Regions from separate parts of the Mus musculus genome. Here all the other regions are linked to region 4. Evidence: chromatin loops called from intact Hi-C (ENCODE). Cell type or tissue: heart. All regions are shown on one strand. Each heading gives the region's core, and the rest is flanking DNA. Links, peaks and the distances in the headings are about the cores only.

Region 1 (6,558 bases), core at 973-5,972, 110 kb after region 4:
GGGGACGTCTCAGTCAGAGGATGTTAGAACTCATACTTAGCAAGGGCAGTAAGAGGAGAAGGAGGCTGCTTAGATGGCTCCTCAGAAGCAGGAATTGGCGCAAGGATTAGAGGCCAAATAGCTTTTCTTGGAGGCGGTCTCAAGAAAAAAGTAGCAGAGTATGGAAAAGGGGAGGACAAGAAAAGCTACAGATACAATGAGCAAGCTAGGCCTGGGGGTTGCTGGAACTCAGTTGTGTGAGAAGCTCTATACAAATTATGCTCCCAAAGTGTTCTTTCTATGTGACAAGGAGCTGGAACACGTCCACTAACTCATTTATCATCATCTGACACCTGCTCCTTGGGACATCTATGCATCTAGGCTCTCCCAGCCTGCCCCACTCATGAGTGAACACATTCATACTGTCAGAGAAGGCTATGTCCTTAAGTAAGAAGCCATTGGCACACACAAGAATTATGAGCTCTGAAAGTTTATAGATAGGACATCAGTAGGGTCTGCTATAGTGGAAAAACAAGAAAAGAGAGAAACTGAGGGCTAAAGAGAGGGAGCAGCCATAGAGACCTTCTACCAAGCTCGAACTAATACTTGGGGAGGCCAAGTCACTGAACAGAAGTAGGCATTCCATTAAAAACAGCTTTGGAACTCGGTAGTATACCTCATATTTACTGTCATTTTCTTTAGACTTTAGGATGTCCTCAAAAATCAGGAGGATTAAAATTCATATCAACCTTCATGATCTATTCTGGGGAATTTGAAATTCTAAATGTACATGGGAATATTCTAAATGTATTTAAAATTATGATCAATAGTTTAATTAAAAATAAATATCATTTAGCATCCAAAGCTAAGCGTTCTTATAAAAGGTAAGATCTGAACCTGACTATTTTTAGGAGGGTTTCTGCATACACATGCATGCACTGGGCCAATATCAGAAAGAAAATAGCTTAAAGCTCCCAAGCATTACACATGTACTTATTTTTCTGTTTTCTTTTCATTTTTAAATTTTTATAGGGACTGGAGAGATGCCTCAGAGATTAAGAGTACTGACTGTTCTTCCAGAGGCCCTGAGTTCAATTCCCAGCAACGACCTGGTGGCTCACAACCATCTGTAATGCGATCTGATGTCCTCTTCTGGCATGTCTGATGACAGATACAGTATACTCATATAAATAAATAAATCTAAAAAAAGAAAACTTTATAGATCCTTCCCCATGAACATATATTGCTTATATAATTTTTTCATAATATCTTTGAGGAAAAAGTTATTCCTTTCTACTAATGGCCTTAAAATGATTTGTTACTTTAGCCCATGTGAACTTCAGTTGTTAGATCTTGTCTGGGCTGTGATCAAAGATATCAACTTCCAGAATAATGCCTTTAACTCTTCTCTCCTCACCACCCCCCCAGACAACCCTGGTAACATCTGAGGTCAGCCAACCAATCAACCAACCATCATGTAATTAATGTTTATAAGGTTCCATTGTGTGTCAGGTACTGCCCTAGGCTCTAGACAAAATCAAGAATAGTTCCAGTGTTCCTTGAGGGAACTTAGTAATAAAAGAAAACCAACAAAAATGCCATCTTTCAGCAAGACAAAAGAGCAGAGACTCATGATTCTATGAGATTCTTTAGCTGGAGATTTGGATACAAGGAAGTGGGCTGCCTTCAAGATGTGAACTTCAACCTAATATCCAAAAGATACATGAGAGCTAACAAGAGCATCTGATTGGTTAGATTAGGAAACCAGGGCTGCAGCTCTTTGTACAAAAGGATGTAGCCATCGTTTTGTCAAGCCTTAAATCAAGTGTCCTAAAATAATAGTGTGTGTGTTGCAGGGGGTGGGAGTGGGGAACTGTATTGGATTAAGGCCTGTAAGAAGACACAGGAGTTCAAAGGTGGCCACCAACAATGGCTCGAGCAGTAGGCAAGGGGTCCTGACATGAACCTTGGGCTTGAATAAATGAAGAATTAAACAGAGCGATCAGAATTATAAACAATTAAGCAGTCCTGGTCAAGAACTTATCTGGTTGTCCAGTATCTCAGTTTGGGCTCTGCAAGAATAGCTGAAGAAGTCCTTATTGTTTTAGAGGACAGTTGATTTTCAGAAGAGAATTATTCATGCCTCTAGCATAGTGGGTAATTGCTATCATCTGGGGAGTGATCGTCCCATGAGGTTCTACTCTTGCTAAATCCAAGGTGAATGCAAGTTTTAGACAATGACTAAACTATATATAGTTGCAAACTATACATAGTTATGTTAGCATACTCCCCTCATGTACCTCTGCTTTCCACTTTCTCTACCCTCTATCTGATGAGTTCCTTTTGGTCACTTAGATTTTCATCTACTCTCACGCTGTAAGATTTCATATATCTGTATAAAATGAGAAACACGCACAGCATGTGTCTTCTTGAAACTGCCTTGATTCCCTCCAGTTACATTCATTTTCCTCAAGCAGCATGGTTTCTCTCTTCTTATGTAAATGATACTCTCTGGGTTTGTTTGCAGGGCAGCATGGAGAAATTAAAGGGATGCTTCAGCCCATATCTCTGAAGCCTCGACCCTACCAGTATGTGCTCCAACTAGGTTTCTATTCAGTTAGACTTTCACAATTGACCCACATCCTCACCTTAGCTTTTACCCCAATGATAGGACATTTTTATTGCCTGCAAAGATAGGTTACCAGTGAATAAATTGATCAACTGATTATCTAACTCTACTAACAGAAAGGCTTCCTTCTTTCTTGTGTGGTGCTAAGAGCCCACTGCAAGTGGTTCCAGGAATGGGAGTCAGTCCCCCCTAAACATCAGATTCAACCAAATATTTGAGCCTCCAAACTGGGAGCAGATTTGCTGGGACGCTGAGGCCCTCTAGTGGCTATCTTGGGCTCACTCTCTCTGGAACGCTAGTTCTTCCTAGCCTATTAAAATTTCAACCAGCTCTTGGATTTTAAAAGGAAAATAAACAAATCATTCTTTTGCTTCTCCCTAAATATAGAAAGCTAATTTAGGGCTACTTGGATTCTCAGATCAAGAAATTCACCTGGCCGCTTTGCTATCATCCAGTTGCTTTGTGTTTTAAGGAGCTTGGAAGAGCATGTCTGCTTTTGTCTTCAAGGTCTAAATGCCTTCTCATCCCAGAAATGCACAAAGCCTCTAACTGGTTTGAGTCTGCAGATGAGGCAGGTGTACAGGCCTGGGGGCCATGATAACTTTCTTTTGACTCCAGTCTTCGGAGGCAACCTGGTCAGTGACAGGACCATGAGCTATTACTATGTCTTATGGCTTTGGTAAGTAGGCGAGCTCAGAGTGCAGCCTGAAACTGGTGCTGTCAGCCCTTTCGTGAATCGATTTCCACAGTCCCATGGGAAGCTTTCCTAATATAATTAGCCAGCATTGTGGTTGTATCACCTTCATCTGACCCCTGGGAGCTATAAAGAAGCCCATCATACTCACCTGGCTTTCTTCCCAACCAGACAATTAGGCCATTGGCCAGGAGGAAGCAGAAGAAGAGGAAAGGCCTCCATTTCCATATCTGATGACATCTGCTATCCCCTGGGCTCACAAGAGGAAATATAGGCAATGGTACTTTACTGGGCATTAGTATCTTTTAGTTTACAAGCAGTATCTTTTTCGTTGCACAAATGAGGGCATTAGCACGCATTTATCAAGATCACACAACAAAATAAGCAAATAACTCGTCTTCAAACCCACACTTTTGCCAGACCTGCATCTTATCCCACTAAGCTTTGGGTTTCAGGCCCCTGACTCAAAGATTCATGTGACCATGCCTCCTGGGCAGTGGGTAAAGTGTATGCCTATCCAGAATGTCTCAAAGCAATCTTGCTTGAAATACTATGTCCAAGAGTCTCTGCCTTGCGTGTGCAACCTGGAGCCTTCCTGCTCAAAGCACAATAGTGGACTTTGCAGCATCTGGAATCACTCCCAATTAGCCAGTCCTAACTCCCTGGATGAGGCCTATCCCCAGAGCATCTTGTGCTCTCAGACAACCTAAATTTCTTAATGGAGGTTTTGGGCCAGGAGAACTGAGAGGAATGTTGATTGTGGCTTCTTTAGCCAGCTCCCATGGTATAAGCCACATCCAATTCCAAGTGGCCTGAACTATGTGTATGTCCATCAGATACACTAGTGCTCAGGGGGTGAATTTAGCTCTGCTGTGCACTGAATAAGATGTGACAAACATTGCCTGGCAGTGGCTGAATCATGTGCTATAAAACTACCCTTCTGATGTAAGTCCCTCTGTAGCATGGAGAGGGGCCTGAGTCTGCATGTGGTGGAAGAGTAAGAGGTCAGCCTAGGGAATGCCAGCATGACAAGATGAGAGAGGAAGACAGCATTCCTTGCAGAAATTCTTCAGGCTAACAGTAAGATATCGAGGACCCCAGCCCTGACAGTCACCATAATGCATGCAGCTGGGGTCTTAGTTCTGTCTACTGATTCAAAGTACCTCTTTGCTTAGCTTCCACAGAGACATGAGGTTGGCTTGCTTCCTCATTAGCACATTATTTATAGTTGCTTTCTCTTTTATTTTTCTTGTTCCATTCATTTTGAGGAAAATTATCGAACACTAGAGGCACTTCGTTTACATAAATAAGGGTGTCATGTTTTTCAGAAAAGACTGATACGGCTTTAAATCAGCAAACCTAGACTCTAAATCTGTGCCAAATCTCCTTGAAACATAGGCAAGAGGGCCCCACCTGAAGTTCACATTCAGGGTGGTTGAGTGGGGCTGGCACGGGTGCACATCTAGCCAGTTCCTGGGGGTATGGCGCTGCAGAGCTAGCTACAGCAAGCAGAATCATTGCTCTAATCTGTCAGAATTTGCTTTAATTACACACTTACACTTGTGGTTTTTTATAGAGCTTTTCATTTGTATGAAGCTCTCTTTAACCCTTGAATCCTGGCATGAGGGAATTAAAGGGATATCAGAAACCAAGATACAGAAATATAGGCCAAGGATCTCTCCCAGGGCCGTGGAATCAGCCAAGAAGCAAAACCAGGACTGACATGTTGCCTCGCTCTGAGCTGGGCTGTTTACTCTGCATTCTGCTGACTTGAAAGCTCCACATATTCTCTGGCTGCAGCATCTGCAGTATTCTTGGTGAGCTCTCCATCTCAGGCCAGCTTTGTGCTAAGAGTCCCTAACAGACACATATGTCACCAGCACAGTCTACGAGAACGTACGTACAGGCCTCCTACCTAACAGCTCTGGGAAAACAGGGCTTTGGAAAAAAACAGCAGCTGTGCTGGGCCTATGGAGGAGAAACAGCACAATGACTATCCAGTAGCCTAGACAGGTGACTCGGCCCAGAGGCCCTGAACACAGGAATAAACCAAAACACTGCCAAAGCTGGCACCCTGGCTCTCCTGGCACCTCAGAGGAGGTCATGGAACCTTTCTGTGCCTGACAAGATTATTATATTCAGGGAAAACAATTGTTTACATGGAAGAGAATAAGCATGAACGAACTATAGATTTAGGATAGAGTTTAGTCAATTTCTACTGTATGGCAAATAACCCAGTGCTTTAAAAGACAATTATCCATCACAAATCTTTGAGGAACAGGAGAAATGTGTGCAAGGTCTCTCCCTAAACTCTAATCTACTGGGTTGTCATCTGGGCCATGTTCATTAGCCAATGCAAACCCAAGTCAAGCCACCTCTGCTTGGGAGGACACACAACTTTTTTTTCAATTTTTATTAGATATTTTCTTCATTAACATTTCAAATGCTATCCTGAAAGTCCCCTATACCCTCCCCCTGCCCTGCTCCCCTACCCACCAACTCCCACTTCTTGGCCCTGGCATTCCCCTGTATTGGGGCATATAAAGTTAGTAAGACCAAGGGGCCTCTCTTCCCAATGATGGCCCACTAGGCCATCTTCTGCTACATATGAAGCTAGAGACACAAGTTCTGGAGGTACTGGTTAGTTCATATTGTTGTTCCGCCTATAGGGTTGCAGACCCCTTCAGCTCCTTTGGTGCTTTCTCTAGCTTCTCCATTGGGGGCCCTATGTTCCATCCAATAGATGACCATGAGCATCCACTTCTGCATTTGCCAGGCACTGGCATAGCCTCACAAGAGAGAGCTATATCAGGGTCCTTTCAGCAAAATCTTGCTGGCATGTGCAATAGTGTCTGAGTTTGGTGGCTGATTATGAATCCCCTGGTAGGGTAGTCTCTGGATGGTCCATCCTTTTGTCTCAGCTCCAAACTTTGTCTCTGTAACTCCTTACATGGGTATTTTCTTCCCTATTCTAAGGAAGAATGATGTATTCACGTGTTGGTCTTCCTTCTTTTTGATTTTCTTGTGTTTTTCAAATTGTATCTTGGGTATTCTAAGTTTCTGGGCTAATATCCACTTATCAGTGAGTGCATATCAAGTGAATTATTTTGTGATTGGGTTACCTCACTCAGGATGATATCCTCCAGATCCATCCATTTGCCCAAGAATTTCATAAATTCATTATTTTTAATAGCTGAGTAGTACTCCATTATGTAAATGTACCACATTTTCTGTAACCATTCCTCTGTTGAGGGGC
Region 2 (6,558 bases), core at 1,085-6,084, 230 kb after region 4:
AACTAGAACAAACTATCTGAGATGAATACATGCTAGGGAAATTAAAAGGCAGGTCAGAAACCAGGTGATCAGAGATCCTAGGATGTACATTTGAATAATAAACATAGTGTAGAACGGTCTCTCCCTCTCTCTGAATATTCCACATTGGCAAATGCACTGAATTGGGGCAGGAAGGGGTCGGTTTTTCACAATGTGTTACATACTGCATGACAAATTGAACCAGTGCCTAAAAATGGAGCGTGGTGGTAACATTTTATAAAGCTGGGGTAAGCAGAGGTAAATAACAGAACACATTTCTTTTCCAACTAAGCAGGCTGATTCTTCTTGGTTCCCTATATCCTAGAGCTGGATTGAAGTCTAAACTACACACATTTCTGTTTTTTAACCTTGTAGTTGCCACTCCCATAGTAAAATGTCAAAATTCTAAATACTGATAGAAATACTAAACCAAAATAGCCAACAGCATCATCACTGCAGAGGAAGGAATGGAGGTTACAAGCATAGATTTGATTACTTGCCTTCTGTCAGAAACACAACGTGATTTCCCCCTTTCGCTATTTACCAAATCACTGGCAGAAGAAATGTGATGTGGTAATGTGTGACCTCCCAGCTCATGGGAAGTTGGGGGAAGGGAATGTCATTGAAACTTTAGGAGGAGGTTGTCAAGCTGGGTCCAGAGGACCTTTCTCAGGTAAGAGAAAAGGAAGATGTGAATCACAGTGTCAAGAAAGCAAGACATGGTGAGTGGGGAAACTGTTTCAAAGAAATTAGTCCTATAAAAGGAAAGAGACTTCAGAATTGCTGTCATTGCTGTAACAATAGCTGTGTTGTTTTTTTTTTTTTTACATTATTATCTTCACCAAGATCGCTAGCTATACTTTTCCCCTGAAAAAGTTCAAGTGAATTCTGATTTTAAATGAACTATGTAAACTACAGTCATGTGTCTGATACAATACAATAGCATTTAGTAAGCCATGAATTCGATTTTAAAGGACAGAGATGCCTAAGGCAAAGACTAATCCGAAGTACTTTGTGGGGGGCCAGGTGTGAGATGGCCTGAGCTATCTCTGCTGCTAGTTCACCAAGTGTTGGTAATGACTTTGTAGTAAATCATTTCAGTTTTACAGGTGAAGTGGCTGAGATAGAGCCAAGAGCTAAATGACATATCAGAGAGCTGAACGGGAATAATTGTAGTCAGTCTGACTCCAGAGACCAGGGTGCTAGCTGAATGTACTTGGTTGCTTTTTGTATCATCACTTTTCTTGCTGGTCAAATGAATCACAGTGAATATACATTGATAGGTAGATAGATGCTAGATAGATAGATAGATAGATAGATAGATAGATAGATAGATAGATAGACAGATAGACAGATAGACAGATAGACAGATGATAGATAGACAGACAGGATTGGACCCAGAGCATTAAGCATGCTAAGCAAGCACTCATCCCCTAAACTATACTGCAGGCCTCTGCACGTGATTTTTTCCCCCATCTTTCCCTCCTGGTTTGAGAATCGAGGCATGCTCACAGCTCTCCTGAAGCAACTGCTTATAATTTCCTGTTTTCAGAATCAGTCTCCTAATAACCCACCAGGGCACTGTAAAACTTGGTCTCCTCATCCACAGACAGTGTTGGTCAGTATTGCTGCTATTCTGACGCAGCTGAAAGGCCTCAGCGACGTGTGTGGGCCTCAGAAGAAAGGCTTTTGGATCCTGTTGTCTCAGCAATGCTTCTGCTGTCAACCTGCAGTCACAGATCTTAGAATTCATGTGTCCTCAGTATCATATCCCTTTCTTAGTCTTTTTTTGTATTCCCTCTGCCCCAAATTATTTGATATCATCTTTCTAGTCAGGCAAGAAATCCTGCCTTTTGCTTCAAAGCTCTGTTCAACATCATCACTGCCTTGAATGTCTGCCCTCCTTATTCAGATCCTTGGTCATCTAGTATATACTATGTCCTGCAGCTTTCCCAAACATTTTAAATTCCTTGTAAAAAATAAATTAGGTTTGAATTTTCGCTTCAAGATTCTACTTTTCTCATCTCCTGTGTCTTACTTAAAGCAGTTTGTTGGCTTTTATTTTCTAACTTCTGCTCTCCGTCTGCCATTTATAAGAGAGAAAAAATACCTCTGCAGAATTTCTGAACTGCTAAGTATTTTAAAAAGTCATATTTCTATATGACCTGAATCATATGATACAGTGTAAACAAAAAATGATCGCACATGGTTGAAGGTACAGTGGTCCAGCACCTGCTTACCATATGTGAGGCTCTGGGTTATATCGGAGAGGGAGAGGGAGAGGCAGAGGGAGAGGGGGAGAGGGAAAGGGAGCGAAAGAGAGGGAGGGGGAGAGGGAGAGAGGGAAAGGGAGAGGGGGAGGGGGAGAGGGGCAGAGACAGGGACAGGGACAGAGACAGAGACAGAGACAGAGACAGAAAAATCAATCCTCTTATTTCAGAAAAGACTCCTTGCCTCTATAGTTGACTTCAGATTCCAGCTTTGTTCATCCAGGTAAACTGTTACAAGGCAAGAAAAGATTGTCACTGATTGTTTTCTTGTTGGTTTTCTGCTGACTCACAAACATTATCCTTTACCACAGTTAACTGGTTGTTATACACAAGTCTGTATCCCAAAAAGATATAGGGGAAAATCCTGTTTTAAAGATTAATGTCCCTTTTTCAGTCAGTCTAGAGAAAGTGACTTTTGATATCAACTTGGGATTGATGCTAAATGACTGCTCTGCTAAGTTTATGGCTTCTTGTTTAACCAAGAAGAGATAAATCTGATCCTTTTGCTGCTTTTTGGCCTGATAATCCTACGATTGACCATTCTGTTCGATCTGCTGACTCATTTCTTGGCTTTCCAGGTGGAAGGCCCGTTTTTTTAGACATCAAGGGCAAGATGATTCCCCCCCCCCCCCCCCAAAGTGTTAAGTTCTACAAACTGAGCTTCTAATCTCGGCTTCCCCTTCACTTATTTTATTCTGAGGACACTGGTTCTAGATTTTTGAACTTAGAAGATGACATTCCATGGCTTCAATCAGTGCTTTCTGCCCTATACTGGGCAGCATGGGTGGAAACGAAAGCCTCTCTCGGGTGCCCCCCTGAGGCCAGAGTTCAGCCCTGCACGCCTGCCTCATTTCTGTTTCAGAGAATGTGCTCAGATGAGCTTTGAGAGACAGGCAAACTGTGACTGAATTCCCTTTCCATTGAGAATCTGGGGCCAAGGTGTTGATATCCTTTGTTTATATTTCTCTTTTTTTTTATTTTACAGCTTCAGAAAATACTGACTAGGAAATACAAAGCAAACATTTCTTAAATTCCCTGTAGTTAGTAAACGTTTGCTTGATGGCCAGCCATACTTAAGTCACACTGTGACTTTTTTTATTGCTAAGTAGAAAGTAAAGTGAGATAAATGCCAGAAAGCCTGCTGGGAAGAACATCAGTGAACTGGTTTCATATGAGGGAGTCTTGTGGAATGATGCCTTTTATTTTAATGAGAAGTCATGAGATCTTTACTAGAAATCAAAATCATATTCCTGGTTTATGTTTGAGAATTGTTGAACATAATGGGATTTTCTAACTTGTCCATGAACTTCTCAAACATCATTAGCGTTACTGCAACATATTCACTCATTCATTCAGCAAACATTTTCTGAACAAGCTACCAATTAGCCAGAAAACACTATCCTGGTTCTGCAGACACAGTAGTAAATAAAATAAATGTCTCTGCTCTCAGTATGACATGCTAAGCATACCCTATGCCGACAGAAGTACTTTAGGAAACATGTTTTAAATAGGATCTCTTTCTTTTAACCCAACTTAGAAGAGAACATGGAGGCTAAAAAGATTGTGCAGTGAGTAAGGTTGTTTGTCTTGCAAGCAGAAGGACCTAAATGTAAACTCCAGAACCCACATGAAAAACAAGGCATGGTGGCCCGTGCCCACAGTCTTAGTGCTGGGAAGACAGAGACAGGAGGACTGGGGCTTGCTGGCCAGCTAGTCCATCTTTAATAATGAGCTCCATGACATGAAAAGACCCTGCCTCAAATGATGCAGATGTTATTCTTAAACACCTGACATTCCTGAGGCTATTTTCTGGCCTCCAGACATATAAGCACATGAATTCATGAACACCCATGCATACCCAGGTGTATGCACACACATAAAAAAAACTCAACAGATGCAGTTGACCTAAGGTTTTCTGTATTAGTCAGTACCTACCTACAATAAGGCCACTCTATCATGAATGAATATATTAAGAAACATTGTCACCTAGACTAAATAAATAACTAAGATATGCCTTTGGGTAAATTTGTCTTCATTTACATGGCAATCATAAGACAATATATATCCCTTAAATATAGTTTTGTATTTCAGCATCCGTCTTCATAGGGATACCTGCCTGTGTAAACCACTTCTTACCAAGGGGAAAGAGTAAAGCATCAAGAATCTTGCTACCGCCGGGTGATAATGGTGATAAGCTTGAATTTTGTAGATAAGTAGAAAAAGTTGATAAGGATTATGGGATACAACTATTGCCAAATATAAACGTAACTACATTCAATAAATGAACAATAACTATTTAATTGTCTTTTTTTCTTTAGAGAAAAGACTTCTTAGCTAGAAAGTCTGTAGGGCCTACTTAATTGATTTGACTATTTCCCAAAAATTAGCTGGGCGGTGGTGGCGCACGCCTTTAATCCCAGCATTCGGGAGGCAGAGGCAGGCGGATTTCTGAGTTCAAGGCCAGCCTGGTCTACAAAGTGAGTTCCAGGACAGCGAGGGCTATACAGAGAAACCCTGTCTCGAAAAACCAAAAAAAAAAAAAAAATCTTGCTACCTTTTAGGCCAAAAAAAGACTACGCTGCAATCTGAAATGCTTGGAACAATAAAAAGCCAAGGTGACCAGGAGAGAAAATGCAGTATTTTTGTACTTTCCTCCCCTGAAAGTGCCCCATTATGGGCCATCAGTCAGAGATTGAGAATGAAGTAGGATATAGGTTAGTTTTCCAACCCCTACTTTTAGACTTTACTTGCGTTTATCAGTTAACTATGTTCCCATTTCCACCTCCCTTGAAGGTTTATGGCATAACTTTATAATTACCTACCTATACCTTTTTCTTCCTTAGTAGAATATAGAAGCCCTAGAGATCAGAGATAGCAGCTCTTGATTTCTTAGTAGCCGTCATGCACCAGATCGAATGGGATAAGCAAGTGACTGAAGATATCACCATGTTTTTTGTTTGTTTGTTTGTTTTTTCTTCAGAGAAATGAATTTCACTCCAGTAACTAGTTCTGCCTTGAATCAACCAGAAATTTCAATCTGGAAAACACACTAACTGTTCTGTAGCTCTGCAGGTCGATTCACCCTAAATGTTGGGATAAGATTATGTCTGAAAGAGGTGTTTGGCTTACCTTGAATAGCTACCAGACTATGGTAAACAACTTATTATTCTACTATGATGTTGTATCATCTATCAGCCAGGGGTTAAAATGCTGATGAAGCATAAAGAATTCTCAAGAAAAGCATTGCTTAAAAGCAGAACTGTATTCAGATATTCACGGCCATTACCTAAGAGTGATTTAACCCATTTTCATATAGGAAGCCAAGGTGTTTAGCGTGTCTTGTGCATACATTTAAAGGTCTATATTAATCATTAGGATCAAATGATATTTTTAATCGTTGCCCATACATAGATTGAGGCATTGATTTGTGCCTTTGGTCAGCCCTTGTCTTCAGAAGCGCACACTGCTTCATTAGGATCGGCATGGTGTATACGTGCTGTCCATCTTGATTTGGCTTTCTGCAAAAAATGTCCTTTAACATCCAGCGTCCAGCATCCACTTTGTTAGAAGAACAAAAATACGCATAGCATATCAGCTTCATTTATCTTAGGAAAACCAATATTTATCACCAACTGAACAAGGATTTTTGTATGTCTTTTTCTCCATATTTTCTCATAAAGGAAGTTTTAAAAAGTAGTAGATAGTAACTCTGTGTCTACTTTCCACAGAATATATAAACAGTCGAATGACCACAAAGAAAATAACAACAAATAATTGGCTAAATGACCCCTAGATAGTACACTCAACTTTTGCTTAGGTTATTTCACATAATCTCCTTGGAAACATTTAAACTGTTTGGAGCTCTTGTCTCTCTGACTATAAAGTCCACATTTTTTTTTTCTTTCTACCCATGAGTTTTCAACATTTACATATAATTCATTGAGGCTTTCTAAACACAGTAGTTCTCAGCCTTTCTAATGCTGCAACCCTTTAGTGCAGTTCCTCATGTTGTGATGACCCCCCCACGCCCAACCATGAAATTCTTTCATTGCTACTTCATAACTGTAGTTTTGCTACTGTTCTGAATCACAATGTAAATATCTGATATTCCGGATATCTGATATGCGACCCTGTGAAAGGGTTTTTTTTTTTTTACCCCCTCACCCCACAGGTTGAGAACCACTACTGTAATAGACTGCATGCTGCCAGTGAGTCAGCAAACCTCCAAGAGCACAGTCTTCCAGGCTAAGTCAGGTGCATATGATGGTAT
Region 3 (6,558 bases), core at 652-5,651, 1.5 Mb after region 4:
GCACAGAAGGAAAGCATGCAAAGCCTCTTGGAATTTCTCAGGAATAAAAAGAGTTTGCCACTCATTAAGCCTGTTCTTCAGGAGCTTCAGGCTTTACGGACCTGATCATATCTGTGTCATAGGGAGTATGTTCATCACAGCCTCTAGTCTTTCTTTCCCTAAGCCCACAATAATCCACCACTTATCTGTCTGTGTGTATACATGTGTGTAGAGGGGCCAGGGAATGGACTCATGACCCAGAGTAGATTGCCCATACTTCATATATTTATACATATACATATATATTCTGTACATGCATGTCTAAATTAAAGGTTAACTTAAAATGAAACACAGTAAAAGATTAAAAACAATAACTAATAAGAACAATTATAACAGAATACTATCAATAAAAGTTACTTACATGAACAAAGCTAAATTAAAAAATTGCTTATTTCTGAAAATTTCCATTTATTAATTTGGAAAGTGGCTGATTGGAACAAATAAAATTGTAGATCACAAAACATAAAGGAATAGGGCTTAGTACTTGCTTCTCTCTACCTGTTCCTTGATTCTGAAGTCTCAGGTTAGTGGGATGGATCTGCTGGGCTATCTTTGTTGCAGAGACAAAAGCTTTAAGCTGTGGCAGTAACTCAGCTCCACTACACGCGGTCGTATCCTGCATGTGGGTAGCATCTCAGGCTATGGGAAGAATACGGTACTTATATTTGTCCTCTCCACATCACTGGGGATATGTTCCATCACCCCAGGGAAGTCTTGCTTAATAATGAACCTGTAATTATGATCCTCATCCAAATTTTATACAACTCACCATAGATTATAAAAACAGTTTATTCTTTCTTTTTTAAAACTTAGAGGGCCTTGGTGACACCACAGGGCTCTCATTGTTCAGATGAGAATTGAATACAGTAGCTTCAAAAACATCTGTATGTAAACATTTATACACAGTTCTTAGTGAGATATCCAAATTTTTAGGGGAGGAGTCATAAAGAAATTTAGAAAAATAATGACCACATCACCAAACCCTTAAGTATTTCTGCTATGGACTTACTAATGAATTTTCTCCAAGTCATGTTTTTGTGTGTGTGTGTGTGTGTGTGTGTGTGTGTGTGTGTGTATGTGTGTGCCCTTGCGCACTCATTTGTGTATGCATGGATATGTTTGCAGAAGCCAAAGGTGAGATGTCCTCACCAATCTCTCACTGAATCCAGGGCTTCCCAGTTGAGGCAGGCTGACTGACCAGCAAAACCCAGGGAACATTTGGCCACAGCTAACCGTGCAATAATGGAAGTTGAAGAACATTTATGAGATGGGATCTAGCTTGAGGAAATGGGTCCTTAGGAGAGGGATCTAATTTCTCTTCTGGCATAAACTGCCTGCCCCACCATGCCTTCTCTGCCACAGTGAATTTGTACCTTCAAAAGCCATCAACCTAAATAATGCCTTCCTCCCTTCAGTTGCTTCTTGTCAAGTATTTCATCATAGCAGTGATAAATGTAGCTAGTATGTGTTCTGGTGTGTTTTTAAAATTTTGTAATGTTTTAATTACTTTGAAATATTTTGTAACTGATCAAATGAATCTAAGTGATGACAGTGTTGGGCCTCACTTTTAAAATCAGACCAGAAGGTAAGTTTAAAGGAACGGTATCGATAAAAATTTCTTTTCCAAAGATGTGCCTCATGTTTTCTCTTCCCTTTATATACAAAGTGTCTATAATTTTTACATTGCCACAAATTAAAAGGTACTAACCATGTGTTGCATTGTCAGAGTTCAGAGTGTTCAGGACTTGATTCTAAGAATTGAAATAAAACTACAAATACTCACCATTGAAGCCTATACTTAAATATTGTTTCTAACATATTTTGCCAGTGTTGTTTTGTGTTTAAATGTTAATGGAAAGTAGGCATCAAGAGAGATAATTGGGAGGATAACTGGGACACAAGAATGGCTCATTTATATAAAGCCATTGTGGGGCCAACATGATACAAGAGTCTGTGGTCTAGAATCTCTTTCTCTCTCTCTCTCTCTCTCTCTCTCTCTCTCTCTCTCTCTCTCTCTCACACACACACACACACACACACACACACACACGGTTATGGGGGTGCGGTGCTCCTGATTCTTGTCTCTGTCCTTGGCAACTGTGTAATAGTTAAAAGTCAAAACTGCAATAGAGAGTAACAATCCAGATTACTAGAATACTTTAAAAATGGCCAGAAGACAGCTGAAATCTTCCCGTTTAACATCATCTTAAAATGGAAGAATTGCTTAGTCTGTGGACAGGGTTTTTCTGTTGTTGATGTATTGTTGATGTGCTGACTTCCCCAATTCTGGCAGGTATTATTACACTTTGTGTGTTGGTTGTAGCCTTTCTTTTCACCCCACAAGTAGTCATGTGAACCCAGCACTGTAATCCACATGCACACAGAAGCTTTGCGTCCTGAGAGCAATTAAACATTCTAATGATTTTTCTTACTGAGTTCCAACGGAGTGACCTTGTACTCAGCAGCAGCACACAGTTGAAGGTGTGGCTTGATAACCCAAAGAACTTCTCAGCCTGGGTCCATGCTATTTTATGCATCTGTGGAAATAACACTATTTAGATCATTTATGTTAAAGATGACCTAAATGTTTCTTCTAAGGCTGAGTCCACAATTTTGGCAAATTATTACAGCTAAGAGTCAATTACAAAGAGACACCTTGGAGGCAGTGTCTCTGAGCATGCCACGAGAGTCCCATTTGAATCAAGCTACCTACATTTGGGCAATTGTCCAAAGTATTTGAACTTTTCCCCTTCTCTAGTTCTAACACGAACACTAAAAAGCAAACAAAACAATACAAACAAACAAACCCAAAAACTTGTAAGTCTTGTAAATATGACCAAGCAGAGTTTCATTGACTTCATTTTTTTGTTCTTAAAGTTAAATTATGATGTTTCCAACTCTTCTTTGAGGTGTAATGTTGACCATATTTGACAGAAAAGCATAAACAAAGAAGAAGCACTTCAAGCCAGTGTTGTCTCCTGAAAGGACGGGAAACCAGCTCATCGTTCAAATATTATCAACTGTCGCCCTCTGCTGGCTAAATTCTGGAGTTCGGTTTCAGAAGAAAGCAACGCACTGGTTTTACTGTGAGCATGTGTGCAAAAGCTGCATATGCAGATTCTCAACATTTGTAAGGCATCTATGCTTAGCTGAGCTTCCAAGAGTTTTTCGTATTGATTCATCATCGTGGATAAGTTGAAGCCAGGCTGGGACTGATACCTACATCCATTAAAGATGGTTTCTGTTAAAGAGCAGGATACATAAGTCAGCCATGAGAAACAGCTGTCTCTCTGCCATAAGACCAAAAAAGGATCACAACCTATAGATGCTCCTACCTATAACTACCGCATGCTTTTGTGCGTTTTCAGGACTACCTGACGGTTTATAAAGAATACAGGGAATCTTAATCAACACATCTTCTTCCAGGGGGTGTGTCTTAAGGCTTCCTCAAATATAACTTTAGGTTTAATCCATGGGAAATCACAAACGCAGAGTTGTTAAATGTCAGCATTGTCAAGGGACAGAGCCAGAGCAGAGCCAGAACTACAACCCATTTCCAGGATCCTCACCTTACCCATTTCCAAGGATGTTTCTGCACTGTTGTGCACGTAGTCTGTCACACTGGTGCATCAGGAAGCCATTAGGTGTCCCTCTGCCAATTGTGTTTCTTGTCACTGAGACGACAATAGCTAACAGCAAAAACTTAAAAAGGAAAAAGTTCATTTTGTCTCATGTATTTATGATGTTCAGTCTACAGTGGCTTAGCCCTATGTGCTCGAGAAGAACATCATGTTAGTCAGAGCATGCGTTTCCTGATCCCAAAGACTACCTAGAATCCACCTGTCCTTTAAAATTTTATTTGGCAGCTTATTTATTTTTGTCCCTCTTTTATCTAATGTTTCTATCCTCTGAAAGAATGGGTTTGGGGGAGAGACAAGCCATCTTTTTAAATTTTTTTTAATTAGGTATTTTCTTCATTTACATTTCAAATGCTATCCCAAAAGTCCCCTATACCCTCTCCCCCCACACACCCTGCTCCCCTACCCACCCACCTCCACTTCTTGGCCCTGGTGTTCCCCTGTACTGGGGCATATATAGTTTGCAAGACCGAGGGGCCTCTCTTCCCATTGATGGCCGACTAGGCCATCTTCTGATACATATGCAGCTAGAGACACGAGCTCTGGGGTACTGGTTAGTTCATAATGTTGTTCCACCTATAGGGTTTGAGACCCTTTCAACTCCTTGGATACTTTCTCTAGCTCCTCTATTGGGGGCCCTGTGTTCCATCCAATAGCTGACTGTGAGCATCCACTTCTGTATTTGCCAGGCACTGGCATAGCCTCACAAGAGACAGCTATATCAGGGTCCTTTCAGTGAAACCTTGCTGGGGTATGCAATAGTGTCTGCATTTGGTGACTGATTATGGGATGTACCCCTGGGTGGGGCAGTCTCTGGGTGGTCCATCCTTTTGTCTTAGCTCCAAATTTGTCTCTGTAACTCCTTCCATGGGTATGAAGTTCTTAGGCAAATGGATGTATCTGGAGGATATCATCCTGAATGAGGTAACCCAATCATGAAAGCAGTCACTTGATATACACTCACTGATAAGTGGATATTAGCCCAGAAACCTACAGTACCCAAGATACAATTTGCAAAACACAAGAAAATCAAGAAGAAGGAAGACCAGTGTTTTTCTTTAATTCTTTTTACATAAGAATGAAGCAGTGAACCTGATATAGCTGTCTCTTGTGAGGCTATACCGGGGCCTAGCAAACACAGAAGTGGATGCTCACAGTCAGCTATTGGATGGATCATAGGGCTCCCAATGGAGGAGCTAAAGAAAGTACCCAAGGAGCTAAAGGGATCTACAACCCTATAGGTGGAACAACAATATGGACTAACCAGTACCCTCCCCACTCTCCCACCACCCACCCCCCTCTGCATATGTATCAGAAGATGGCCTAGTCAGCCATCAGTGGAAAGCGAAGCCCATTGGTCTTGCAAACTTTATATGCCTCAGTACAGGGGAACGCCAGGGCCAAGAAGTGGGAGTGGGTGGGTAGGGGAGTGGTGGGGGAGGGAATGGGGGACTTTTGGGATAGCATTGGAAATGTAAATGAAGAAAATACCTAATTAAAAAAAATCAAAGAGTTGCTTTAAAAAAAAAAAAGAATGAAGCAGTGAGGACTCTGTGAGCACATGATATCCCGCCGTGCATAAAGATATGTGCAGGAGGTGTGAGAACCTGTTTTGCAAAGATCTTAGCAAATGTTTTCTTACCCCACTCAGAACTGCAGATAGAAACAAAGCAATGATTCCACCCAGGTGGGCTTAGCAAACCGATTTTCTTAACTGGGTTATGTTCAGGATCGTGGCCAGCTTATGGGCAGCTATATCACCAACAAAAGGTATCCAGTTGTCAGCAATAGCTAATTGTCTTATCTTTGGGGAAGGTGCAGGCGGACATCATGAGTCCTGCCACACTTCATGATGGGCTGTCAGTGAGCCTAGGTTTGTATGCGTATCCTCAGGCAATTACAGCTGTTGGGTTCAAGGGGGTGAAGGCCATGCCATGCCTGGTAGACAGTGTCCTCCAACAGCTTGTCTTAGGGCAAATTCTCACATGTGTCTGCATTATGAGCCCAATGAATCAATACAATTTCTATTCTGATTTATTTTATACAGTAACAACTCAGTGCCACTTTCCAGGAATATAAAATGTATTCTAAGAAACCACTACTATGTCAGTCAGTCCTGGGAACTCGTGACTATTATAATGCTAGCACCCAGGAGGCTGACATAGCAGGATTGCCATGGGCACAGGGTCAGCCTGAGCCACAAAATGAGTTCCAGGCCAGCCTGTCACAAAAATAAAACAAATAAACAAACAAAATTGAAGCCACCATGTCTGTATTTATTTCTATGAGCCCACATTCTGCAAACTGTAGTCTTTAATTTTCCTTTGGATTTCCTATCCTCCACATTTATTTAGTTACTATTGTAGGTGGGGACATCTGTGCTCAAATTTCAAAGCAGACTCTGGAGTGCAGGATGTTGATTAAAGAGTGATACCTGTGGATGGCGATGATCTAAGGAAGCATCGTCCTCTCAGGGTGGAGCTCTGGAGCAAATATTAGCCTTGGGGTTGGGCCCCAAAGTGTCGCTATGTTCAGATATGTGTATGCTGGGCTCCCACACTCTTCTGTGATGCCTGAGAGAAGTGAGATCTTAATGCAACAACTCCCAAATGAAGTAATAATCAAGAGACCTGCTTATTTCTGGGAGTTGAAAAGTCAGATCTGCCTCGATGGCTGTGGTACTCAACCTTTCTTAGACCGTTTAATACAGTTCCTTATGTTTTGGTGACCCCAACCATAAAGTTATTTTTTCTTACCAATTCATAACTGTGATTTTGCTACTGTTCCAAGTTATAATGTAAATATCTAACATGCAGGATATCTAATTCACAAACCCCAAAGGGGTGGAGATCCAGAGGTTGAGAACCTCTGTTTGACGGGC
Region 4 (6,558 bases), core at 459-5,458:
CTCCCTGGGGCCTCCCGTCTCTTGAGGGCTGGGTGCTTCTTCTCTGACTAAATCCAGACCCGCAGTCCCCTCCTGTATATATGTGTTCGGGATCTCACATCAGCTGGTGTATGCTGCTTGGTTGGTGGTCCAGTGTCTGAGAGATCTCAGGGGTCCAGATTAATTGAGACTGCTGGTCCTTCTATAGGGATGCCCTCCTCCTCAGCTTCTCCCAGCTTTCCCCTAATTCAACCATAGGGGCCAGCAGTTTCTGTCTATTTGTTGGTGCAAATACCTGCATCTGACTCTTTCAGCTGCTTATTGGGTATTTCAGAGGGCAGTCATGATAGGTCCTTTTTGTGAGTGTTCCATAGCCTCAGTAAGTGTTAGGCCTTGGTGTCTCCCCTTGATCACACCTTGGGCCTGTTTCTGGACCTTCTTTACTTCAGGCTCCTCTCCATTTCCATCCCTGCAGTTCTTTCAGGAAGGAACAATTATGGGTCAGCGTTTTGACTGTGGGATGGCAACCTCATCCCTCACTTGATGCCCTGTCTTCCTGCTGGGGGTGGGCTCTACAAGTTCCCTCTCCCCAATGTAGCGCATTTCATCTAAGGCCCCTCCCTTTGAGTCTTTAGAGTCTCTCACCTCCCAGGTCTCTAGTACATTCTGGAGGGTCCCCCCAAACTCCTACCTCCCGAGATTGCTTGTTTCTATCCTTTCTGCTGGCCCTCAGTCCTTCCCCCGCCCCCCCCCCAATACCAGATCATGATCTCCTCTACCCCTATCCCCTTTCCCTCCAAAGTCCCTCCCTCCCTCCCTTCTCCCTTTGATTGCTTTCCTCTTCCTCCCAAGTGGGATTGAGGAATCCTCACTTGGGCCCTTCAGCTTGTTGACCTTTATGAGTTCTGTGGACTGTATCTTGGGTATTATGTGCGTTTCTTTCTTTCTTTCTTTCTTTCTTTCTTTCTTTCTTTCTTTCTTTCTTTCTTTCTCTCTCTCTCTCTCTCTCTCTCTCTCTCTCTCTCTCTCTCTCTCTCCTTCCTTCCTTCCTTCCTTCCTTCCTTCTTTCTTTCTTTCTTTCTTTCTTTCTTTCTTTCTTTCTTTCTTTCTTTGGCTAATATCCACTTATTAGTGAGTACACTAATTAGTAATCTAACTTATTAGTAATGTCCTTTTGGGTCTGAGTTACTTCACTCAGGATGATCTTTTCTAGTTCCATCCATTTGCCTGAAAAACTCAGGATGTCTTCGTTCTTAATAGCTGAGTAGTATTTCATTGTGTAAATGAACTACATTTTCTGTGTCCATTCTCCTGTTGTGGGACATCTGGGTTGTTTTCAGCTTTTCAAGGAAAAAAATCAGGACATGTTGACTATATCTGAGAAACATGACTTTTTTTTTAAGATTTCCATGATATTTCGGACAATTCTCTCAAATGCTGAAGGAAAGTGTTAACTTTTACCTGATCTCCACAACCTCCTCCCTATTAAACAAATGCTTCCTAAACTGGAAGAGCATGTCACAAATGACTCTATCTTGTGTTCACAGCCCTCAACAGATTACAAAATGCCCTCATGCCATTGCTGATCCCTAATCATATGACATCTTGGTGGCTTCTGTACATTCTGAGTTTAGTTCTTCTGAAATAACAAAATGGAGGGCAGGGAGGATTGAGGGTTATCAGGGTCTCTCTCCTCCCCTCCCCTCCTCTCCTCCCTCCCTCCCTCCCTTTCCAACACAGAAATGGTCCCAGCTTGATACTCCATTTGATTTGTGTTGAAACACCAATTAATATGTTTTTCTTTCTTTTTTCTTTTTTTCTTGGATCTCATTCTGCAGTTAGTATGACTCTTAGATAAATAGCAGTTGCTTCCAGTTCCCTCCCTACACACAGAAGGACAAGTTCACAGTCAAAAAAGGGACACACTTCATGCTCCACTGCTCCCAAGCAGAATCAGCTAAGGTTTTGCCATCTTGCTTCGGCCCCTTTCTGGATCCCTTCCTCACTATACCACACATGGATCCTGGTCCCCAGCCCTGCATCAAGCCAAACCCTTACATGCTACTGTGTGATAGTCCAAGTCAAGTGCTCTTCCCTTCCCCTGTCTTTCAAATATTTACCAATCTCTTATTTGCAAGCCACTGATTCTAAGTAGCCAAACACGAGGAGGCCGTGCTGGGGGCTACCAAGCTTCCAAACAGCCATGACTCACTTTTCATCCAGTTGATCAGACTCACTGTTCAGCAAAAATATGAAAAAAGCAGAATGTCTACATTTTCTGCAAGCAAGGATCTGAAAATGAATAATATATTCATAAAGTTATTCTAATGCCCCATTGTTATAAACATGTACTAAGTACATCTCCTAACTTCATTTTAAAAGAAGATAATAATCTACAACTCTCAGGGTAACATAATATATAAGTGCGTAATAAAACATATATGTATATATTATATGTGCACACACACACACCCTCCTGAATGCAGAAACAATATTTAAGGAAATAAAAGCAAACTAGGTTGCCTAACTGGCTAATGTTATTGGGTTGCTAATTTTATATGTTTTCTAAGACAACACATTCATTTACACTATACCTTAAAAGGAAAACTAATAACATTGTTATTTACATAAATTATCATACCAAAGAAAAGGTGGTGTAGGAACATTTGTTTGCTCTGAAATGCCGTTTTCATAATGAAGAGCTATTACGTTACCGCAAAGGTTCTCAGCAGAACAAGCACAGAGCCATGGAAAGTGAAACCAGCTTCCATAAAAGCTGTAAAATCAGGAAAGAAAAAAAATCAATAGAACAGGCCAGTAGGTGGCGCTGTTGATGTGTGTAATACACAGAAAGGGGCGGGGGTGGGAGGGTAGAGAAAGGAGGAAGAAAAAAAGCAAGGGCCTGTGGGAAAAACAAACACTGACAGAACACCCCTGGAAAATGGCCCTAACTTCTACAGTCTCCCAAGGCTTACAGAGTCGTTTCTTATTCTCTCCTGTCTGAGCTGCATCACATTTCACTGTCTCACTGGACTCAATGAAGAGTTCAGTGTTTGTGTTGTAACACAAAGCTGTAGCCAGTGGGCTGTTTTCATATACAGGCTGCAAGTTTCAACAGAGCACTGGCATTTCTCATTTAATGTGAACAGACACTTTCCCCACAGGTCAAAAGGTCTTGGAGTATGGAAAGTAGCATAAATCTCCTTAGAATGTATTTAAGGCCTACAACTTTGGGGGGAAATTATTATCCCACAATTATCTTTTGCTTGGTCAAAATATACACACGTGTGTGTGTGTGTGTGTGTGTGTGTGTGTGTGTGTGTGTGTGTGATATGTATGTATACACATGTGTGTGTGTATGTATATATACATATGTATATATACATATGGATAGAGGAACAAACTGATTATTTGATACTAAACTAATATGCTTTTGCAACATTCAAAATGGCTCTTAAAAGCAATAGCAGCTATGTGAAGAGAAAGGGGCTCATATAGCTGTCTGAAAAACAGCCATCTTTTCAGGAGCACAGAGGTTGAGACCTTCTCCTTTCTATGTGATAGGATTTATTGTCTAGTATCTGTTTTGTAAAATCAGTTTTCAAGGTTCAGAAAGAAGTCCTGGTATAGAAAACAAGGAAGTCACGTTGCAATTAGAACTTCAACCCAAATAACTAAATGATGAGCACGTTACCCCAGCTGCTATGCATTGTCCTAGTAGCTGCTGGTTACACATTGTTCTTGACTCCAGTGGTCTCACAAGAAGATATTGACCTGAAGTAGCTAATTCGTGAAACATCTTCAGTTGCTGCTACTTCAAGTTGCATAACAAATTGAAAAAGGAAGAGGAACAGAGAGGGGGGGAGGGAGGGAGGGAGGGAGGGAGAGAGAGAGAGAGAGAGAGAGAGAGAGAGAGAGAGAGAGAGAGAGAGAGAAAGATGCATCCCTGTGATGATAGCTTACATTATTTAAGCACCCAAGGCTTTTTTACCAGACTTTGTATTCATTGATTCCTTTTATCTTTGCAATGACCTGAGTCAGGTGCTATCACTGCCCCTTTATTTCAACAGAAGACATTGACATTGAGAAACAGTAAACAGCTCCCAAGGACGAGCCACTAATAAGCTACGGGGAAATCTTTAAATGCAGAGGGGCAGAAAGATGCATGCATTTACCATGTACCCTGAATTTAAATGCGGACTGGCTGAAGGACATACCCATTCATCACGTGGCTTCCAAAGACAACAGCGGACATTAAAATGCAGAGTTTAAGTTATGAGAGGTGTGCCTGAATTCAAAACCAAAGTCTTCATGCTTTACCGAAGATAGGAAGTTCTCGCTTGCACCACATTCAGTCTCGTTTTTTTAGGTAATTGCTGACTTGCCAAAATGACATTACCCTTTGATATAGAGTGTGTCTCAACTGTGCCTGACTAGATAGTTCACTTTAGTTATTTCTCTGTACTTGGCCGTAATTCTGTTGGGAATGTCACACCCAATCATTACTGTGAGCACCACTACAAATTCAGACAATCCATTCTTCCAATTGTCTTCCAACAATATAAACCCCTACCAGAGAAGCCCATAGTGCTAGCTTACTGGTGGGCTATAAAGGGGGGGGGTATTAAAATTTCAGACCTATTCATCCTGGCAAGAAGAAGAAAAAAGGTTATCAGGTGCCTCTAACCATAGGCATCCAATATCCTACCAAGGACTTAAGAAGATGCTAAACCAAGAATCTTAAAGCTTGTAACATTTTACTCCTGGTGACTGACTTTTCTTCTATTCTTTTTTTTCTTCCTATTCTTTCTCCTTCTATTCTTAAAATAGTTTTCTGCTACTAAAAGGAATGCTAATTACCTTATTCACCTGGGACTGAATTATACTGTGGGTAAAAAGATACCCCACTTCCAAATCTGAATAGCTTGCAACATCAGCACTTCCTTTCTCGTCCATTGTGTGTAACACTCACAGATCAGCTGTGGGTCTTGCATCTGGAGCCCACCCAGGCTCAAGAACCATTCTCTCTGGGGCTTGTGGGTCAAGAGCTGTGGAAAAAGCATCATGGTAAAACCACAAAATACAAAACATAGCTCTCACACTCAAGACTGCTTGCTGATATTTCTAAACACGTTTTATTGGCCAGAGCAAGCCATGGAAGGAAGCCTCGTGTCAACTGACAAGGAAGACTTGATCCTTTTTATAAGCCTGGAGGTTCACCTAATTAATATCGAGAAGATGTTATAGTCATCATATTTAAGTGTATTATATGGGGCTACAAAGGCTTCTGACTCTGTAAATTAATAGTATAAAATACAAGCCAATACAACATCACCTAACATTGATGGGGGAAGAAGTGTCAATGTAAGCGAAGTACATCTTGACCTTCCCCTGGAGTAGTGCTTTAGGGAAAAGTCTTTTCAGGGTATATTCATGACTTGGAAAAGCACAAAGCAGAACTCAGGGGCTGCTGAGTCTAAGGTGAAATCACTCCACCACCAGACCCACAGCATGTATCAGGTCACGCAGCTTGCTTTGTAACAGAAAACTCCAAGCTTGTTCTAACTCACTGCACTGCAGTTCTTTTCAGGTATGTTTCCTGGACTTTAAAGACTGATGGAGAGCAGAGAAGCCTCTGGGTGTCCAGGTACACATAAATCAGGGCAGGGCATCATTTGGCTTCTGAAAAGTTCTGAAATGTGGGTGGAAGCAGACATATTGATAGGGAGCCTTGTGAAATTTGATCTGGAAATTAAGGGATATTAAATGTATGATTTGGCTGCAGTAGCCAACTGTAGCCATTTTAAATGGACTGAAATCTCGATGGCTACTGGTTTAATCTGTCACTAAATAAGGGAATCTGTATCCTGAGGGGATGATTAAAATGAAGGTTTGAAATGTTATTTTTTTGGAAAAGTCAAAGTGAGATCTAGTTTACATCCAGAGTGGATCCATCTGTAAAATCGCAGACATCAAACCTCTTTCCGCAGTAGAGTTGTGTTGTCTAGCATAGCTAGTATCAAATCTGAAATGCTTATACAAGTATGTGTTAGAACAAGAATCACGGTCCTGGAGACTTATAAGAAGAGTTCCCTTGATTCTTCCTCTGCCACAAATCGATTTGTGACAGAAATTACCCTAGTTGTCACAAAGAGAGGTACAGAAGGCAACAGTCTCCATGTTTACCTTGATTTCCAGGTTAGCTAGACACAGATTTTTTAATCTCACATGTGACACAGATGAGACTTGCCATACTTTTTTTGCTGAGCCCACCTCTCTCTGTGCTCTCGTCCCATCTTTGTTTGACCTTGGGATTTCCTAAGGTTACAATGTCTCCCTTTTTCCTCTCTCTTCTCTACAAAGTTTCATCCTTTTGTGTGTTTATGTGTGAGAGCACACACGTGCATCTAAAGGACATGTTGATATCACATGTTCTCCTTGATAGATCGCCGCTTTTATTTACTGAGGCAGGGTCTCTCAGTGAAACCAAACCTCACCAAGTAGGCTTGCTTAGCTAGCAAGATGGCCCTGGATTCCGGGCCTTATGAATGGTAAAATTATAAGCAGTTGCCATGGCTG
Region 5 (6,558 bases), core at 872-5,871, 1.2 Mb after region 4:
TGAGTTTGGCTAAATCTAGGGGCATGGGACCCACCTATACTTAAAGCCCAATATACAGGGAGAAAGCCTAAACAGATGACTGGGGTGCATTTTGAAAGGGAAGAGGAGAGAGGAGACAGTTCAATAATTGCTTCCAAGCTACATGGCATGCTCTGTGGCTAGCCAGGCATGAGAGTGAGTGCTAGCTTGTTGTAGGGGGTTGGGTAGGATGGGCTGTGTTGAGAGACTTTATTTCTCTCATGTCTCCCTTTGCCTCTTTTCATGTTATGCACCCTGGAAAGCCAGCAGGAGGAGATCATTAGGTTCTGCCTTCACTCAGGATCCTCAGAGATGTGATCTCAGATAAGAAAGACAGTGGTAATTGTGAATTTGATGGGAGGGACCAACAGAAGCACAAGGAAGAGAGACAGGGAAAGTACAAGCCAGGAGATGGATGTGTTAGTATTCAAGCCCTCAGTGGGCACCCTGCTGCTAGATCATGTAGGAATTCTAGGAGGTGATGGAAGTTGGGGGTTGTGGCATAGTGGATTTATTTATTATTTCCCATCAGTTAAGGTTTAGGCTAGCTGTGGTGTACATCAGCTACCCAGTACATTTGCAGGACATTTGAGCCATTCATAGTTCCCTGATAAAAGCCCTTAGGCCAAATGTCTCAAGAGTAAAAGGCTTTCGATGTCAAGGGAAATGGGCAGGGCTGCTGCTTGCTTTGGCAAGTGGGAGGTGCCAGAGAGAGATTTACAGAGTGAGAGGAAGCTGGGATTTTAGGCCTAGTTATCACCTACTCCCTCCGCTGGCCACACCTTGCTGTAGCCTTCAAATAATGTTCACAGTTCGAGCCAGGATGTCCTTCCCCATTTAACTCCATCTCCCTGGTTTGCAATAAACATTCTCTGGCTGCCCTTTCATCTCATGCATGGTGACAATTCCGGGATGCCACAATCCCTCAGTGCTTGTCCCCAAACACACTGCTTCTCTGTAAAAAGTCCCTTTACTAAATGATTAAAACATACACTTTAGTTCCAGTCTACTGAAACCCATACCTTTGTGCCTCCTTACTATTGTCTTTTTAAGGCAAAGATGACTCTTTCCTCCCCGACGCCCCCCCCCCGCCCCTTTCAGAAGCAAAACAGTCAGTGATAAATTGTATAAAGCCATGAGGGTGCACATGGTGAGGAGGTAACACGCTCCTGATAAGTCCCTATTCTAAAGTCACGTGGTGCAGTTTGTTGTATAAAAGTATTATTATTGGCAGTTTGTTATATAAAACGCATTATTATTGATACCATCTTCCTAGCTCTGTAGCCCATTGTCTATTACTCTGCCAGGTCCCTGGTGGGTCCCATAGCTGTTTGATGTAGAGGAATGCTCAGCAGTGAGCAGCGGGTAGCTAGGCAGGCTCAGCCAGCCAGGTGACGCTTAGCCAGATGGTCCCCTCCCGCCCACAGAGGACACCATTGAAAATCTGAAAGAGACAAAATGTCTATGGAATCTCCCAAGAGGGACCAGATGCTGCTTAGGAAAAAGCTGTTCACAAGATGCAGTCTCTGGGCACGTGGGGCAGAAGAAACCTGTCTGTGGAGTAAAGCAGAATCAGGGAGCCGCCCCTTGTCATTTCAGGATAAAACAAATGCCCTCTCATTTCCCATTTGTGGTTATTAAAATGACCTCTCCCCAAATCAGAATTAAAAACAGATCCTAGAAGAAACTCCTGTACCTACTTTGCGATTTCAGTGGAGAGCTGTCTGCTTCAGGCTGGGCCTGGTCATTTTCTACCCCACCCCCACCATCTTGCTAGTATTTCTTTTGGCAAAAGTACATCCTATTGGAGCATATCCCACAGACCTTAAGTAGGAGGCAGCGGGTCTTGTGGAATGGAGCACTATCCAATGGGGCTCCATGATGGTTTTGTTTGATGTGACCCCGAAATGCCCGCTGGGATCTGTGAACAGACAGTCCCCTGCGGGAGTGCCCTCCGCCTCCCTTTGTCCTGCCCGGCTCCAGGCTGCAGCAGCTGATCTGGTTATTATAATCCTGAAAAGAATTTCTAGGTGGCCACAGTGACCATAAGGAAGCGAGAAACCATAAGGGCTGAAAGCCACCAAGAGCAACACATGGGCTATTGAGCGCTAATCCTGCCCTTAATTAGAGGATGGCCTCAGCCTTGTGGCGCTCTCAGCAATCCAAACTGAGGAGGAGAGGAGTGGGCCAGGGCTTGAAGCCACCATTTACCGAATGTGACGTCATCAGCACCGTTTTTTTAAAAAGAGGCAAACAAGTGTATAAAGAGTCGATAGGGGACAAATCCCGACTGCATTTACGATTCAATTAAAATTGTTGGAGTTTTGTCTGCTCTTTTTCTCTTTACCCCATTTTTAAAATCATGTGCACTTCATCGAAAATGCAATCGTCCTAGATCATTGGTTTACTTACCTTAGCCGCATCAAAGTATGACGCCATACTCACCAACATCTGCACAGTTTTCTCTCAGGCTGTAGTTCTTAGAAATAAAACTGATGGGCAGGCCAGCAAAGAACAAGTTTGCCTCTTCTGAGACTACCTTGTTGACTTGCCAGTCTGACCCTCTGTTTCCATGGCAATAAAAAAGCTCTGTCTTCTTCATTTGAGTGCCCAGAGCATGCTACCACATTCTGCCAAGCTTCCTTCGTTTTAATTTCTCTCCATTTGCCTGTTAGCTGCGTGGACAATATCTGGCCAATGATCCACTAATCATGTTTGATCATTAGGTAAAACATTAAAAAGGAGCCTTTAAGAAGTAAATGATCAGTTTTCAAAGTGTTACGAATCTATCCATGCTTTAATCTAAGTGCACACCTTGCAATAAAATAATTACAGGAAAGAAGATATGTTTTTCTATAACTATCCTGCCCCAACTCTGGCACAATTTATACCTTGATTGATTCTCTTAATACATGGTGTGATAAGGGGCATAATTTTCTTTTTTCATTTTTTGTGAAGGAAGTAATTGAGGTCTAGGTTTTCCACAATTACACAGAAGACTCATAACTTGGGTCTTTAACACCTTACGATGATTATTCTGGGGACTGTGAGCAGATCTCAATACACAGTCAGAGATTCAATTTCCAGGTGCCCCTTCAAGAAGGTGGCAGTTTTCAAATGTTAATTGCCAAAGTTACAATCCCCACCCCCAGGAGGTAAGGGCAGATCAACTCAGGGAGGTAACATTCCACCTGAGGTAGGAGATCTTTGAGAAGCCAGGGTTTTCACCAATTTTCTTGGGGAGATTTGAATTACTCTTTCCATAGAGCCCTGAAATATTCACTTGAAGGAATCCCTTAAGTGCTTGTTGAAAAGACAGCAAAACTTGCTAGGGAAAATGATGGGAGAGGCCTATCGGTTTAACCAAGGACACCTGTGTACTCAGGAAACACAAGTAGAAGCCTGAAATGTGGAAAGAGACTGGATAATAGGACTATTCATTTTAAAGCAAACTCTTTTAGCTTGGAGCAGATGTATACGGACACTTGCTAGCAAACATATTTGAAGTCAGTTATAAGTATTGACTTAATGTTTACTCTGCTTGAAGACATATCATTGCTGGGTTTTTTTGTTTTGTTTTTTGTTTTTGTTTTTTTTTTTTAATAGGATACAGGCCTGGATTAGGAGTAGGAGATAAATAGCCAATTTATATCCTGTCCAGAGTTCTAAAAGAAAGAAATGGAGAGTAAGATTAATTTACCACATTTAAGTCCTGCCAAAGATCCCACTGAAAGGCAAAAGGCTTGTACACATTTATATTGGATCTCACACAATATGGAAGACGACAAAGTATTAGGAGAGATTAGACTAATTAAACTAGATTTTGAGAATGCCTCAAAGAGATCCAAGGTACTGATATCTTCCAAGTAGGACGACAGTGAAGGCTTCCAGAAGCTTGTAGCCCAGCTCTCTGGCTCTGATGGCTTTAGCCATGGGAGCACACTTGTGTATGCAGTGACATCTAGTGACAAAGGAAAATAAAGCCAGCTCAAATGTTCCAAGAGTTTGTTCAGAAATGACCCTGCTGTCCTTATTTCATAATACTTTCTACTGCAGACAGATAAACCAGGTTCCACACCTTGTTCATAGAGGGTCAAGAACAACACATTAGAAAGAGTGAACAAACAAGCCTGCCTGCAGAATGCAACAGGAATCAACAGAGACTCCTCTCCCCTTGTCTATTCTCAAAGCAGCAACTAATGACATAAAATCTGTGGTTCTCAGGAGCTGTTGAAGAGCTGTGAGAAATCAGAACGTCTCATTCTCAAGTTCACATTCAAAAGCTTGGGTAAGACACACGTGCAAATTATCCCACCAAGACGAAGCTTTACATCCCTTATTAACTTTATTCTTTATTGAAACCTGTTCTTTTTATTAATTGGAGACAGTCATGATAAAGCATTTCCATTTTAACTGACTTCAGGATTTGAAGAAAGTTTAGTGTGCTAGATGAGTAAATTCAAAACTTTCTCTCTAGAAGATCTTAAAGTCTTGCCTTGGTTCATGCTGAGTAATATGAAAATCCAGAATTGTCACCTTATTGGTGCTTGGATTGGGAAATAACCTGTGAAGAAGAATTTCTACTGGTTAGATATTTGATCTGTAGTCTGCAGAGCTTGGGCTATCAGAGATATGTTATGGGGTGCAAAGAGTTTCAGGATAGAGTGGGAACTAAGAGTTTGTTAAGGAATGCCTTGGGGTTTTATTTATGATTGCAGATCCTTTAAAAAATACATTTCTTCTACATTAAACAAAAGTTTCTCCTGCATAAAACATATTGGAAAGTTGCTAATTTAGAGATTCCCTTGGAAAATAATATTTGTATTTCTTTCTGTGAATTCCATACAGTAGCGTCTGATCATATAATATAATTACCCCAACTCCTTCCATAATTATTCTCTTTACCTGCGATTTCCCATCCACCAAACTTTGAGTTTTTCTTTTTTTCATTTTCTTCCTTTCTTTATGTGAGGGTTCCTCTGCAGTGTAGTCAACCTACCATGGGTCAAGACAAGACATGCCATCATGTGATGTCAAAGCTGGCTCTCCTTCTTCTCAAAGCTATCAAATGCCAATAGTTTCCTCTAGGATTTTGTTTTCATGTCTCTCCTTCCACGTTGAGCTTGTGCCTCACCACAGCCTGTGCAATTCCATCCGATCTATGGCTGAGCATTCCACCATCTCTTACTGTCAACCTGTTATAAAGTTAGGGGCTTTTATCTTTGCTGATGAGGGTGGGTAGTGGTACCGTTTTATGAGTAGAGATCATTATGAGTCATTTTATAATATGGCCATTTAGCAGAAAACCAGTAGTAGGTTCTCCTTTAGGGCTTATAACATATCTAGGCACATGTTGACAGTGCCTTTTAACAGTCACAGAAAAAGATTTCATCTCAGGGAGAGTACCTAAGAGCCAATAAGAAAGTGATTGGTTAGGTTGGAGAGATGGCTCAGCAGTTAAGAGCACTGACTGCTCTTCCAACGGTCCCGAGTTCAAATCCCAGCAACCACATGGTGGCTCACAACCATCCATAATGATATCTGATGCCCTCTTCTGGGGTGTCTGAAGACAGCTACAGTGTACTTACATATAATAAATAAATAAATCTTCAAAAAAGAAAAAAAAGGAAAGTGATTGGTTACTTTAAAAATATTTGTGCCACTATTGCACCAATTGGCGTATCTTTCCGGGGCAGTCTTTGTTGCAGCTTGCAGCTGGTTCTCCTCTGGTAGTGCAGATACCACCTTTTAGCATTTATAATAGCCAATAGCGGTGAAGTTTACAAGTGAGTACCAGCTTGATTTTATCTATCTATCTATCTATCTATCTATCTATCTATCTATCTATCTATCTATCTATTTATTTATATGCAAGTCCAGTTTTTGGTGACTTCACCAATAGGTTTTTTTTTTTTTTTTTTAACCTTTGAGTACTGGAGGTAACCAAGAACACTGGCAAATAGCTTGTAATGTTGGGGTGAAGGATTTTTAAAATTCCATTGGCCCAAATCTCACAAAGATGTAAACAATTCCTGGTGCTTATGTTTCTATTTGCTAGCATGTGGTGTCCTTCTGTTGTAGAGAAACTTCATTAAAACTCTTTTTATGTATTCACTAGTATAAATTTTAGGAAGCTTCTATAGTCGTGGGTCTCCAAATGGCTTTTTCAAAAGGCCTTTGGTGTTAATTGGGCATCCCATATTTCCTCCTCCCTCCTACCGCCCCCCATCTCCCACCCTGATTTATTATTTCCTGCTCCAGTATTCCCCTCTAATTTTTGTATAATGTAATAGCTTTTCCTCTCTCTCTTGAATGCCCCTCCCCATGACCACATAATAATTTGTTTAACTCTCTGGGTATTCCAAATGCAATACACACATCTGAAGATTCAAAGCAAACAGGCATTCCCCAAACCAGTTGACCTGAGTTCTGTTCCTGGGAATTACATTGTAGGAGAGAATAGACTGTTGTAAAGTATCTTGTGAAGGTCACACTCACCTCCACTTTCCAAATAAATCAATCAATAAATAAATAAATAAA

Evidence for each region. Peaks named below come from ENCODE experiments on the same cell type or tissue, not always from the same donor. Only the 100,000 strongest peaks of a DNase experiment are listed, where the experiment ranks them.
Region 1: it touches region 4 in a loop (3-fold over the local background); 14 of 42 quality-filtered maps call a loop at or near these places.
Region 2: it touches region 4 in a loop (9-fold over the local background); 13 of 42 quality-filtered maps call a loop at or near these places.
Region 3: it touches region 4 in a loop (12-fold over the local background); 18 of 42 quality-filtered maps call a loop at or near these places.
Region 5: it touches region 4 in a loop (4-fold over the local background); 5 of 42 quality-filtered maps call a loop at or near these places.

What each region holds. Positions count from the first base shown.
Region 1 is chr2:136,593,796-136,600,353 of GRCm38, forward strand. All of the region lies in intron 2 of Gm32659 (a long non-coding RNA gene), which reads right to left. Among named protein-coding and RNA genes, the nearest start is that of Ankef1, 65 kb to the left of the region's middle. In heart, for the core only: a CTCF peak has its summit at 2,881 (motif pointing left); no DNase peak of the experiment used is centred there.
Region 2 is chr2:136,717,334-136,723,891 of GRCm38, forward strand. The region is part of intron 1 of Snap25 (synaptosomal-associated protein 25); the gene reads left to right. Among named protein-coding and RNA genes, the nearest start is that of Gm32659, 6.3 kb to the left of the region's middle. In heart, for the core only: a CTCF peak has its summit at 3,108 (motif pointing left); no DNase peak of the experiment used is centred there.
Region 3 is chr2:137,939,882-137,946,439 of GRCm38, forward strand. No RefSeq gene overlaps it. Among named protein-coding and RNA genes, the nearest start is that of Gm14062, 66 kb to the left of the region's middle. In heart, for the core only: a CTCF peak has its summit at 3,081 (motif pointing left); no DNase peak of the experiment used is centred there.
Region 4 is chr2:136,483,142-136,489,699 of GRCm38, forward strand. It overlaps Gm32546 (a long non-coding RNA gene), which reads right to left and starts at 3,262. Exons shown (of 6, transcript XR_866766.1): 1 at 2,621-3,262; 2 at 2,192-2,271. In heart, for the core only: CTCF peaks have their summits at 2,807 (motif pointing right) and 3,023; no DNase peak of the experiment used is centred there; H3K27ac peaks cover 421 bases.
Region 5 is chr2:137,728,652-137,735,209 of GRCm38, forward strand. No RefSeq gene overlaps it. Among named protein-coding and RNA genes, the nearest start is that of Gm14064, 69 kb to the left of the region's middle. In heart, for the core only: a CTCF peak has its summit at 3,983 (motif pointing left); no DNase peak of the experiment used is centred there; H3K27ac peaks cover 86 bases.